Linked DNA regions of Homo sapiens: region 1 is linked to region 2. The links are chromatin contacts, found by Hi-C in ENCODE. All regions are on one chromosome and are shown on one strand. Each heading gives the region's core, a stretch centred on a gene start or an enhancer-like site at or near the end of the contact. The rest is flanking DNA. Distances are from core to core; before and after follow the strand shown. Region 1 holds the start of PAXIP1-DT (PAXIP1 divergent transcript). Region 2 holds the start of NOM1 (nucleolar protein with MIF4G domain 1).

Evidence for each region. Hi-C counts contacts between places; a loop is a spot of excess contacts on that map. Pooled maps may share reads with other maps.
Region 1: a loop to region 2 is called in a pooled map, with 17 times the contacts of the local background. The contact joins the promoter of PAXIP1-DT here to the promoter of NOM1 in region 2. A Hi-C loop is called at or near these places in 1 of 168 maps with a recorded cell type or tissue (breast epithelium), 1 of 37 single-sample maps with no recorded cell type and 8 of 50 pooled maps.

Annotation. Positions count from the first base shown.
Region 1 is chr7:154,997,782-155,004,682 of GRCh38, reverse strand. It overlaps PAXIP1-DT (PAXIP1 divergent transcript), which reads right to left and starts at 1,250. Exons shown (of 1, transcript NR_028090.1): 1 at 1-1,250. It overlaps PAXIP1 (PAX interacting protein 1), which reads left to right and starts at 1,559. Exons shown (of 21, transcript NM_007349.4): 1 at 1,559-1,834; 2 at 5,899-6,033. The coding sequence starts at 1,754. RefSeq lists an enhancer at 163-664 and silencers at 909-988, 1,009-1,698, 1,729-2,098, 2,269-2,418.
Region 2 is chr7:156,945,576-156,951,673 of GRCh38, reverse strand. NOM1 (nucleolar protein with MIF4G domain 1) reads right to left here and starts at 1,962. Exons shown (of 11, transcript NM_138400.2): 1 at 950-1,962. The coding sequence starts at 1,936. LOC105375605 (a long non-coding RNA gene) reads right to left here. Exons shown (of 4, transcript XR_001745007.1): 4 at 5,890-6,098. RefSeq lists silencers at 1,542-1,591, 1,872-2,221 and an enhancer at 2,282-2,810.

The DNA of each region.
Region 1 (6,901 bases), core at 1-2,500, 1.9 Mb after region 2:
GAACAAAGGCCAACTTAAAGCCTGGAAAGTGATCTAATCTGTTAAATTAGTGTACCGCAGAGTAATTTTGAAAGCCTTCTCGTTTTGTTTTGTTTTTTTTCAGAGACAGAGTCTCGCTCTGTCGCCCAGGCTGGAGTGCAGCGGCGCGATCTCGGCTCATTGCAACCTCCCCCACCCGAGTTCAAGCCATTCTCCTGCCTCAGCCTCCTGAGTAGCTGGGACTACAGGCGCGTGCCGCCACGCCCGGCTAATTTTTTGTATTTTAGTAGGGACGGGGTTTCACCGTGTCGCCCAGGCTGGTCTCGAACTCCTGAACTCAGGCAATCCGCCCACCTCGGCCTCCTAAAGGATAGGATTACAGGCGTGAGCCACCGCGCCCGGCCCCTTCTCTTTTTTAAAACCAATTTCACTAACATTTACTTAAAAATGATTTTCTGCTTGGCAGAAGTGACTTAAGGCATGTGGGGGAGACACTGCGGGTCTGTCTCAGATTCCTTTAGACACCAATGCTCCACAGTTTTACGACTAGGTAATAGTCCGATAATCACCCATGAGTTCCTGGACTCCGGTTTGTTGTGGGATTGGAAATAAACGAGAAAGGCTGCGTTCATCATCATGGCCTTAATTTCTTCTCCCAACTTCCGGTCGTGCAGGTGTCTTGGGCAGGTGATCCCGAGGCCACTCTGCCGTGTTCTGTGAATCTTGGCGGAAGGGAGGCGAGCTGTAAATAAAAGCGTGACCATTAGAATCGCCGCTGTGTAGTATTAACCTGTTGAGCGCGGGGCTTCCCGGGGCTGGAGCTGCACCGCGGGCTCTGCTGTCTGGGACTCTCCTCCAGCGCGGACCCGACAGGACGCCAGGGACCAGGCCGGTCCGGCCGGGACAGCGGGGCCTCGGGCAGCGACGGGGCCGGGCCTCCCCCCAGCACGTCCCCAGCTCGGGCACTGAGGCCTTGCGGAGACCCCAGGACTCGCCGCGGAGGCCACCAGTGCGCGTCTCGCGTGGCGCTACGGCCTCGGGAATTCCGTCACGGCATAGCCGGGTCCAGCGCGGTGTAGACCGGGGCCCCGCGCCTTGCTCGGCCAGAGCGGCTCAGGTACTACTCCAGGTCCGGCCGCACTCGCGGCCACTGCGAACAGCCGGGACACCCAATCCCACTCCGCCCAGGGCCAAGAAGCCCGAGGAGGCCGCAGAACCGCTCCCGCTCCCACTCGCGGCCCCAAGGCCCCACCCCCCCCTCCGCCGCGCGCATGCGCCGCCCCCGAGCAGCCGCATGTGGCGACGGGAGGGGCCTGCCAGCTCCCCTCCTCCCCGGGACCGGCTCACTCCGGCCCCGCCGAGGGGGGAGCTGGTTTCCCCTCGTCCTCGGGGCCCCCTCGTTGCAGAGCGGCGGCCACGGAACCGCAAGGGCCAGAGCGGGCTGCCGGCGCCAGCTACCCCGGAGCCGTGGCTGGCGGCAGAGGCGCGGGGCGTCACTGGAGGCCGGGCGGCTCCTCGGCGCTCCCCCTCGGTGGCCGGGGCGGGATGGTGCGTCCCGCAGGGCGCGCGCGGCTCCCGCGCTTCGGGCGCTCGGCGCGGGCGCGGGCGGGGGCGCGGAGGGCGGGGGAGCGGACCCCGATTCGCAGGACCGGGCCCGGGCTGCGCGGGCAGGGCCGTTGGCGGGGCGAGTGGGGGCGCCGGGCGCCGCGGGGGCCGGGGGCGGGGGGTGGGCGGGGCCGGGCGCCGCCGCGGAGCCTCCCGGGCCGCCGCGATCATGTCGGACCAGGCGCCCAAAGTTCCTGAGGAGATGTTCAGGGAGGTCAAGTATTACGCGGTGGGCGACATCGACCCGCAGGTACCGCGCCCGCCCCTGCCGCGGCCTCCTCCCCCGTCCGCGTCCCCGTCCGTCCCCGTCCCCGTCCCCGTCCCCGCTCCTGCCGCGGGCGCGCGCCGGGCGCAGAGCGTCGGGTCCGCCGAGGCCGCTGGCCTGACTGCGCTGAGGGCAGGGGCGACCGCGGGGTGGGCGCGGGAGGCCCGGGCCCGGGGGAGTGCGGGAGGGAAGGCGGCTGGGGCTCTGTACCTCGGCCCCTAGTGCGCGCCCTGAGCCCCCGGCCTGCGGCCCTGGGGTCGCCGCCCCCGACCCACCGGGCCGCCTCGTTCTCTGCTCCTTTGCTGAGCGGGACGGGCGCGGGGTCGCGTCTCCCCATTCCCCGCGCCGGGCGTCTCGGCTCCCGGGAGAGCAGCTCCGAGGGCGGACGAGGGGCGCCGGGATCCCCAGCCGGGGCAGCTCGCGCGGGGACCCCAGCCTCGCTCGGCCGGCGGGGGTCGTGGCCGTGCACCGGCTTGGCCGCCTCCGCCACCCGGGCAGCTGCCGTCCTGTGCGGGGCTGAGGAGCGCTCCCTTCCAGCCTGTGTCCCTGCACGTGGGGGCTGGCATTCGTCTTCCTTGATTTTCCCACTTGGACGATTAATTTTACGGTACCCTGGTAACACCATCACATTACACATTTAATTTTGTGTAGTTTGGGCTCACGCCAAAGGATATTGTGGGTTTTCCTTAGTATTCCTATAATAATATATCTGTTTGATGTCACACAGTTATCAGTCCGTGGTAGGAATGCATCTTAGTTGAATATCCTCTTCAGGTTAATCTTCAAAATATTTCCTTCTTAAAAGTTTAGCTGTACAGTTGTGTTGCCTTGGGTGTGACATCAGTGGCCCCCACCTTGGAGGATGGGGATCCCCAGTGATCAGAGTTAGGCCTGGAAGGGCGGAGACTCATATTTCGCAGATGAACTTGGATGGTGTAGAAGGAATTGTAGAAGGCTGAGTGATCTTGGCCTTCTTGAGGTTCGTCCTTGTAACAACTTTTTGGACCCTTTTTGCCCTGTAACTTTAGGGTAAAGAGACTTCAAGGCCGGGTTTACCCCTGTAATCCCAGCACTTTGGGAGGCCAAGGCGGGTGGATCACCTGAGGTCATGAGTTCGAGACCAGCCTGGCCAACATGGTGAAGCCTCATCTCTACTAAAAATACAAAAATTAGCCGGGCGTGGTGGCGGGCGCCTGTGGTCTCAGCTACTCGGGAGGCTGAGGCAGGAGAATTGCTGGAACCTGGGAGGTGGAAGTTGCAGTGAGCCGAGATCGCGCCACTGCACTCCAGCCTGGGCAACAACAGCTAGACTCCGTCTCAAAAAAAAAAAAAAAGCCTTCTATCTTTGAATTTACAGAGTAAAACAGTTGCTGAACACGGAGCGATGAAGATGAGTGCCTGTAACAGTGTTAGCTTTTTCCAGTATTGATGATTCCCCCGCCCCTCTTTTTTTTGTTTGTTTTTTTGTTTTTGTTTTTTGCTATCCACCATTTTTCTCTTCCCCCTCCTTCCTAGCCTTCGTGTTTCATTTTAGGACTTTGGCTCTTATAGGGGACTTGAACCAAATGTTACTTAAAACCTGGAACAAGTTGAACTGGAACCATATTTACTCGACTTTGAATCAAATCTAAGTGCTTAAAAATGTCCTTGGCAAACCACTTTCATCTGAAACAGTATATTTTCTGAAAAGTTTTGAGCCTGGACATCTGATTCTCTGACTCTTATGACTGTGGATTATAAGTTCACATGTTGACCATCTAATATGAGGCAGGCATGGACTAGGTGCCAGGTATAATACAGAGGTGAAGAGGACATGGTACCTGCCCTTTAGCGCCCCTCATTGGTGGGGGAGGGAGCACACCTGGACATATCACAGTACAAGGTGTAGCAGATTTCTCCACTGGGGTGCAAAGTAGACACCACTGAAATGTCACTCAGTAGATGTCATTTCAGTTGGGTTTTGAGATAAGCAGAAGTTAAGAACATGAAGGAATATTTTCATGTGGAGCGTATGTGCTGAGGAATGAAGGCATTCATGCGTTTGGGATACATCAGGATGATCACTATATCTGGAACAGAGTGATATGAGATAAATCTATTAAGATACTCAGTAGTGTGGAGATTGAAGAGAAGCTATTGGTTTTGGCATCCTCAAAGTTCGTGAAAACCGAGTAAAGTGTTTTTGGTAGAGTGTTGGTGGAAGGGGCTGGATTGCAGGGAGTTGAAGAGTGAATGGAAACTGAGAACAGAAAGGTTAGACTCTTCAGGAAGTTTGTCCTGAGAAGGAAATAGAGAAGGTGCCTGAGGAAGAGAGGGCTGGGGAGGGATCTGTGTTGCATCACAAGCGCGTGGAAGGATGTGGGTGACTTTACTGTTTACAGGTGGAGGGAACATAGCTATGGACAGGGAAACTCATGAAGAAGGGAGTAGGATCAGAAACAGACTGGAGGATAGGAAAAGGAGGGGTGCCTTTTCTGAAGACCAGTCGAATGGATGCGTGAAGCTAAAAATGCTTAGAGGTCAAGGGAAGGAAGAAAGGTAAAGTGGCCCATGGCCAGTGACCGCTGTTTTTTCACTTACTAAATATTGAGCCTCTGCTCTAGTTCATATCTATTAGTGGTCGGTAAAGTATTCTGAAAAGGTTGTCTAGCTTGTGGGTGACTTTATTTTTTTTTGAGGTTGGAGCAAAAGTTTAATAAGTGAAAGAAGAAAGCTCTCTGCTGCAGAGAGGGGACCTGGAAGAGCGTTGCCCTGGTGGGTCACTTGAGCTTTGTGGGCACCATGTCACTTTGACAGTTGGTGTGCACTGTCAGCTTAGACACTGCCCACCTCTTCTGAAGCACTTGACTGTCGACTGTTCCTTAACCCTCACTTCCTTGGCTTCTGTTGACGCTCCTCTCCTGTGATACTGCACTTCCCTACCTGTCCCTGAAGTATCAGTTGCTGTGTCTGCTCTCTAGCTCCCCTCCCATTCTGCACTGCGACCACCTTCACGCTCATGGCTGTGGCTCCCATCTATGTAACAATGCTGATGACTTTCTGTCAGGGAGATCCACATCTTTTCCTAGCTGCAACTGGATGCCTCTTGCCAGATATTAACACGACCCCCAAAGAATGGCATGCCCAAACTAAAACACGTCCTTGTGTCCCCACCTGCCAGCCTTCTGATGTGTTCCTCAGTGAGTGGTACTCACCACCATTTCAGTCTGGACTTTGCTCTTTTGCTTATACCCCTTCCAGACACCAAGGCTTGCCGATTCTCTCACATCTTCCTCCTTTCTGCCCATCAGGACATCACTTTAGTGGATGCCTCTTTCACCTGGGTTATTGCACTTGTTTCTTAACAGGTCTCTTGTCTTTAGTCATCTAGCCAACCAAACACAGCCAGCCCACCCAATCCTTTCTTTTCACATGGACTGTCATCTTTGTATGAAATCTGTGCTACTTTTCCTGTGTGAAATCCTTCAGTGGCCCTGCATATACCCCAGAATGAAGCACAGACTTTTTTGCATAGTGTGTAAGAAAGCCCATTTACGGTCTGCTCTGTATTCACCTGTTCAGTGCCTTCAACACTGCTCCCTCTTCCTCGATGTATGGATTTTTGCCTAACACCCAGACGTTTATGAGGGTTCTGCTCACATATCTTGTCTTCCAGAATCTTTCCCTAATTATGAAACTCCCCATGTCCCAGTCTTTAAGTTGGAAGCTCAGGAGCACCATGTGCGTGGCCCCACCGCAGCAGTGGTTGTGCTGTCTCCTGGTTTGTCCAGCCCATCTGTCTTGAGGACAGACCATGTCCACTACTGGACTCACAATAGCCTCCATTACTTGGTCATTGACTTGGTCAGTGAATCAAGATTTGCTGCTTTTGATTGTCCCCGAAAGTTTCATTGGCATATTATTCAGAGTAAAAGGCTGTTAGTTTTTATGTGGGGAATATGGTGTGTTTTTATTAAAAAGTACTATTATGCCCAATAATTATTTCTGTAATTCAAGAGTACAGTACAGTATTGCCCATTTTAATTTGTGTGGATTTTCTTGTTTTTTAGGTTATTCAGCTTCTCAAGGCTGGAAAAGCGAAGGAAGTTTCCTACAATGCACTAGCCTCACACATAATCTCAGAGGATGGGGACAATCCAGAGGTGGGAGAAGCTCGGGAAGTCTTTGACTTACCTGTTGTAAAGGTCAGTAGTAAACATAATTTGTTTTATATCTTTTCCTCAGTATCTTGCAAGCAGTACATTGAAGTTTCACTATAGCTCTTTTCAGGGTTTTTGCTAAAGTCCTGTTTTATTTTATTTTTATTTTTTATTTATTTATTTTTTTGAGCTGGAATCTCGCTCTGTTGCCCAGGCTGGAGTGCAATGGCACGATCTCAGCTCACTGCAACCTCCGCCTCCCGGGTTCAAGTGATTCTCATGCCTCAGCCTCCTGAGTAGCTGGGATTACAAGTGCCTGCCACCACGCCTGGCTAATTTTTGTATTCTAGTAGAGACAGGGTTTCAACATGTTGGGCCAGGCTTGTCTTGAATTCCTGACCTCAGGTGATCCGCCTGCCTCAGCCTCCCAAAGTGCTGGGGTTACAGGCATGAGCCACCGTGCTGGCCCTAAAGTCCTGTTTTGTGTGGAAAGTTGCCAGATAACTGTGGACATCTTTAACGTCTGAGTAACTTCCCTTAGCTTCAGGTCCTTTCAGCTAAACCAAGGTAGAGCATGGCTTCTGTATGTCGTAAGTAATCCTAGGCCATCCTTTATGCCTGCTGCAGAACTCGTCCCACGTTACCACTGCCTGGAAGTTTTCTGAGCCAGGGAAACCTGTCATGGGAAACAGATCTGATGCCTTGAATCAGATGGGTGTTTGAATTATTGTAAGAGTGTATTTCATTCCAAAAGCAGGCTAAGGCCTGTCGGGAGGTAACTCTAGGACAGGGTTACTTTCCATCCCGACTGTGGCAAGGTGTTCTGAATTTCAGTTAGCTGAAGGGCGTCCCCCATTAACTATGTTGTGGAACTCCTTTCTGACAAGAGTCACAATGGCCTTTAGTCACATTG
Region 2 (6,098 bases), core at 713-3,212:
GGTGGTGGTGTTTGCAAATCATTAAGGACACAAACATTTGCAAGGCACGATCCTCACTGCTAGGTAGTTTAAACCTGGTTCAATAAAGAATATTTGTATACATAGAAGCTGAATATTTACATACATAGAACTAGTGCGATGTGGGGAGAAGGAAATGCAGGCAATTCCACACAGCTGCCTCCAACCATGAGCTACATGCAAAGGAACGCTGAGATAAAATATGCAAGATGACAGCCCATGAATGCCTTGATTGCTACGTCCTAGATTCTGAACTTTTTTTTTTCTTTGAAACAGAGTCTGGCTCTCTCGCCCAGGCTAGAGTGCAGTAGCGCGATCTCGGCTCAGTGCAACCTCTGCCTCCCTGGTTCAAGCCTCAGCTTCCCAAGTAGCTGGGATTACAGGCGCCTGCCACCACGCCCGGCTGTTTTTTGTATTTTTAGTAATGACGGGGTTTCACCACGTTAGCCAGGCTGGTCTCAAACACCTGACCTCAAATGATCTGCCCCGCCTCAGCCTTTATCTTTAATTCAATGTTGGACTTTATCTAAGGGAGTGCTGTAAATTAGCTTCGAGTTTTAGAAAATTCACTCTAAAAGTCGGGCACGGCAGATGTCCTCGGATACTCGAAAGAGGCCTTAACAGATGAGGTAGGGTTAACAGGTTTAGAGACCTGGGCTGGTAAACACAGAATGAAGATGCTGCACTGTGGAAATGGCCCTTAAGTCCCCGGGATAAAAATGTCTCTATATTGCTTTTCTCCTAAACTTTACATTATGAAAATTTAAAAACATGAAAGAAGACCGAATAGAGTAACGTACTCGATTTACTCACATTCAGCTGAAACCATTATCAAGACACCAAGTCTGTGTCATTTCTGCCTCACGCCCCATTCCCTGTCCCGTTATTTTGAAGGAAATCCCAGAGGGCCTAGAGAGTGTTCACACGATACCTTATCCGTTATGTCACCGTCCTCCGAGGAATTTTCACTCTTTTCTTCATCTTCTGCAAAACGGACTCTCTTCCCCCTCCTTTTCTCCTGCGCTCCCTTTTCCTTTTCTTCCCCCTGTTCCTCTTCTGTATCCTCGTCGTCGTCCTCGCTCTGCGCTTCTGCTTCCTGCGCCTTCTTTTCCTTTTCTACGTCTCCCTCCTCCTCCTCCTCACTTTCGTCCTGGGAGTCACTCTCTAAGTCACTTTCGGGGAGTGTCTGTCCGGCATCTTCCTCCTCCTCACCACTGCTGTCGTACAAGCCGCTATTTTTCCCAGACTCCAGGGCTCCCAGAATATAGTCAAGACCGTCGCGTGCAAAGCTCAGCGGCACGGAGCTGCTGCCGTCCTTCTTTTTGCGCTTGTTCAAACCGAGGCAACGCTCCAGCTTTCGGATCTCTCGGTCCTCCTCCTCGTTCGCCGCTAAAAGCGCCCGTTTCCGGGCAGCGGCGGTGGCGGCTGCGGAGGGTCTGGTCTTTGCGGTGGCGGCCGTGGCCTTGGCCTTGACCCGGGACGGCCGCGGCTTCCTGGGAGGCGAGGGGTCCCGACTAGGGGCTGGGCGGGCGCGCTCCTCCGTGTCCTGCCGGTGACCGCTGGCTTCTTCGGCTCCGCTTCGGCCTCCCAGGCCGGGACCCTGTTCGGGGCCCGCCGTCCTCTGCAGCCGGCGTGCTTTCCGCAGGTGCCGCTTCTCCTTCCTCAGTTCCTTACGGCTTTTTCTCCCTCCCGGGCGAAAGCTCACCGGGGCGCCGCGCCCCTCGCAACCCCCGGGAGCCTCGCCTTCCGAAGTCGCGTGCACGAACTCCTCCACCGCTAGCTTCAGCCTCTTCAGGGCCTTCTCCCCACCGCCAGCAGGACCGCGGCGCGGCCCGCGCCCGCCTCTGCGCTTCATGCGGACCACGCGTCCCTGGGAGCCGCCCGGGCCGGCCTCTCCCGCGCTCCTGGACGCCGCCATCTTTCGAAACGCGTGGACGCACGACTTCCGGCCGAGGCGGGACTTCCGGGGAAGAGGCGGCTGCGCGGGGCGGGCGGGCGGCGCCCCCTGCTGGCCGGAGGGCGACAGCGTGCAGAGCTGCGCGGAGCCGGGTGCGGGGGCAGCCGGGCAGGTGGCGCCCGGGGCAGGCGCGCCCGCGGGTGGGCGCCGCGTGGACGTCAGGCTCGCGATGAGCATGGAGGTGCCTTCACATTTAAAAGGGAAATCCGGCCGGGCGCGGTGGCTCACGCCTGTAATCCCAGCACTTTGGGAGGCCGAGACGGGTGGATCACCTGAAGTCAGGAGTTCGAGACCAGCCTGGCCAACCTGGTGAAACCCACCCACCCCCCTACAAAAATTAGCTGAGCGTGGGGGCACGCGCCTGTAATCCCAGCTACTCGGAGGCTGAGGCAGGAGAATCGCTTGAACCACGGAGGCGGAGGTTGCAGTGAGCCGAAATGGCGCCATTGCACTCCAGCCTGGGCGACAGAGCGAGACTCCAAAGGGAAATCCTCGCGTATGATGGAGGGGAGACTCCGCGCGGGTCGGCGCGGTGCCGGAGGTTGGCGGCGGCGACGACGCTGGGATGCGCGGGCCCCAGGTTCGTGTCCGCCCAGGACCCAGGAATGCGACCTTATTTGGAAATAGGGCCTTTGCAGATGTGGTCGAGAGGAGCCCTCGTGGGTTAGGACTGGCCCCAGAGCCAGCGTTCTCCTGAGAAGCAGGCTCTGGATACGGACCAGGGAGACGCCTGTGGCCCCCAGGCGGCCGAGGACCCCTGAGGAGCCGGCCCTGCCCAGGCTGGGTTTGGACGCTGGGCCCCGAGGGCAGAGCGTTTGAGGTTCCTCTTTACTGGGTAACTTGAACCGGGAAGCGAACGCAGAGGCCGCGCAGTTTGCGTCTGGATTTTTGGGAAGCCCGGAGGCGCAGGAGCAGCCTCGCCTAGCAGTGAGCTGGGGGAAGACGGGGCTGCTGCTGTGGGGTTCTCGGCCTGACCAGGGGCCGCTTCTCTTCCCGGACAGCTTCAGAAGCTTCATTTCCACAGAGTTCCCACCCTTGACTTAATTTAATTTAATTTAATTTTTTTTCTTTTTTTTTTCTTGAGACCGAGTCTCACTCTGTTGCCCAGGCCGGAGTGCAATGGCGGACCAAAGTGCTGGGATTACAGGCAAGCCACCGCGCCCGGCCCGTCCTTGACTTTAAAATGATTTAATTTTTGTCAACTTGTCAGCTCAAAATGGCATCTTGTCATTTAGTTCCTGATGAGAGTGGGTGTCTTTGTTCACTGGCCATTTGTATTTCCTCCTCTGTTTATGGCCTTTGTCCATTTTCCTTATAGGTTTTACGAATTTTTTTAAATATAAAATTTATTTAATATAAATTTAAAGTAGAGACAGGGTCTCCCTGTGTTGTCCAGGCAGGTCTCAAACTCCTAAGCTCAAATCCTAAAGTATTGGGATTACAGGTGTGAGCCACCACACCCGGCAAGGAATTCTTTACAAATAAAAAATTTTGAATAATCCTCTGTATCTCCTATGTGCAAATATTTTCCTCTCTCAAATATTTAAGGTACTTTAAAAAAATAAGTAATTTAATTTTTAATAAGCAATATACTCTATGTACAGGGTCCAAAATTCAAAAGGTACAAAAAGATATAAATGAAAAGGTCAATTTCTGTGCTGTGCCTGTCCACAAGCCACCCAGTTCTCCTTCCATGAAGCAGCAATATATCATTCTGAAGTGATCTTCCCAATAGATTCTATACTCAATGAAGCATAAATAGGTGTGTGTGCTGTGTCTCATGAGTGCTAGTTTACAAAACACTGTTCCACATCTTGCTTTTTTCATTTAACAATGTATCTTGTAGACCATCCTGCAGCAGAGGGAGGGACCAATGGACCTTCCCTGCCACCATCATAGCTGCCTGGATTATTGCAAAGGCCTCTGTCTGGTCTCTCCACTTTCATCCCCTCAACCCTTCAGTCTGCTCTCCACATAGCAGCCAAAGGCATGCTTTTAAAATATGAAAATAGGACCACGTGGCTGCGTGCCAGCTCACTCTCCAGGAACGCTGGAGGTCCTGCTGGATCTGCCCTCACCTCATCTCCTGACCCTGTCTCCCCTCTCTCCCGCCGCTTCCCGCCGCTTCCCCCCGCTCCAGCGCAGGCACAGGCTCCTGGTCCTTTCTGATCCCAGCCTTTGCTCAAAAGTCTCAGCGAGTCCATCCTGACAACCCTGTTTGAGGCTGCAGCAGCCTCAAAATCCTGTTTCCTGTCATCCTATTTCCTTGGCACTTCCCTCCCCATTTGACTTATGTGTTTGTTGTCTCCTTCTCACCAGGGCATGACTTCTGGTCTGTGGATTTGTCCCCAGGGTTAGTGGCACTCGGTAAATAGACATGAATGAATGGATGCTTTGTTATTTTTTATTGGCTGCAAAGTCAGTGATGGAGAGGCCGTCCATCATTTAGTGACACAGCCCCTGCTGATAGTTTTTATTCCCACACATTCATACTAAAAATGATGCTACAATGAATAGCTTTCCACACACAGCATTTCATGTGAGAGTACAGTTTAAGGGATATATTCTTAGAAGTGTGTGAATTCTGAAATTGATGGTGTGTATTTTGTAAATTTGATAAATATTGCTTAAGGACCATCCATGGAAGTTGCATCAATGAATGAAAGTTATGAAACTTATCTTTGCCAATTTGATGGAAGAAAAAAATCTCATTAAGTTGAATTTGCATGTTCCTCAGTAAAAGTGGAGCTGACCATCCTTCATATGCTTATGAGCCATTTCCATTTCATTTCTGCAAAATTGCGATTCATATCCTTTGCCCATTTTTCTATGGTTTATGACAGTCTTTTCTTACAGAAGCTCTTTACATATTAAGGAAATTGGCTCTTGTTCATGACATGTTGCAAATATGTATTTTTCTCTAGTTGACTAGTTTCATTTTTATTTTTTTGCCATGGACGATTAAAATTTCTTTTGCATTGTTAAAATTATCAGTCTTTATGACTTCTAAAGTTTTGTATTATACTTTGAAAGCTCTTCCCCACTCAAGGATTTTTTTTTAAAGATTCCCCCCCTTCCTTTTAGAGATGAAGTTCTCTCGATGTTGCCCAGGCTGGAATGCAGTGGCTCTTCACAGGCAGGATCATAGCTTACCATGGCCTCAAACTCCTGGGCTCCAGTGATCCTCCCACTTCAGCCATCCTGCCCAGCTATTTTTATTTTTGTTTTTTAAGGGATGCTATGTTGCCTAGACTGGTCTCAAACTCCTGGCCTCAAGTGATCTTCCCGCCTCAGCCTCCTGAGTATCTGAGATTACAGTCACGAGCCACCATACCTGGCTCCTAAAATACTTAATCTTTGACCAATGTATTTTTTATTTTGATGTATAAAACAAGGTAAGACCAACCTATTTTTTCCCCAGAAAATGCCAATGCCAGTACATTTTAATGAAAAATCTACCTTTTCTCCACCAATTTGAAACACCATCTTGATAATACAGCAGTTTTTAAAATGTATTTGAGCCTATCTCTGGGCTCTCTTTTTCCTAATCTTCCAGCATGTGTATGCCTCGGTGCTCTACTGCTTTAACTATTATGGCTCTATAACGTAGTTTAATATCAGTCTTCTCATTCCTTGTTACTCTTCATTTTCGTAATTGTTTTCTTTAGTGCTTTTGTTTTAAAAAAAACTTTATCTTTATTTTTATATATTTTTTGGAGACAGGGCCTTGCTCTGTTGCCCAGGCTGGAGTGCCATGGCATGATCATAGCTCACTGCAGCCTCGCCCTTCTGGGCTCGAGTGATGCTCCCTTCTCAACTTCCCAAGTAGCTGGGACTACAGGTGCATGCCACCATGCCTGGCTAATTTATTTTATTTTATTTTTTTAGTATAGAGGAGTTCTTGCTATGTTGCCCAGGCTGGTTTCAAACTCCTAAGTGCAAATGGTCCTCCTGCCTCAGCCTCCCAAAGTACAGTGATTACCAGTGACAGCCATTGCACCCAACTTAAAAAGCGAACTTTAGAATTAACGATCATCCATGAAAAATGCTGTTGGTATTTTAACCGGGGTTGTGTTTAATTTGTAGACTAAACTGAGATGAGGTCTGAACTGGTGGAAAGATG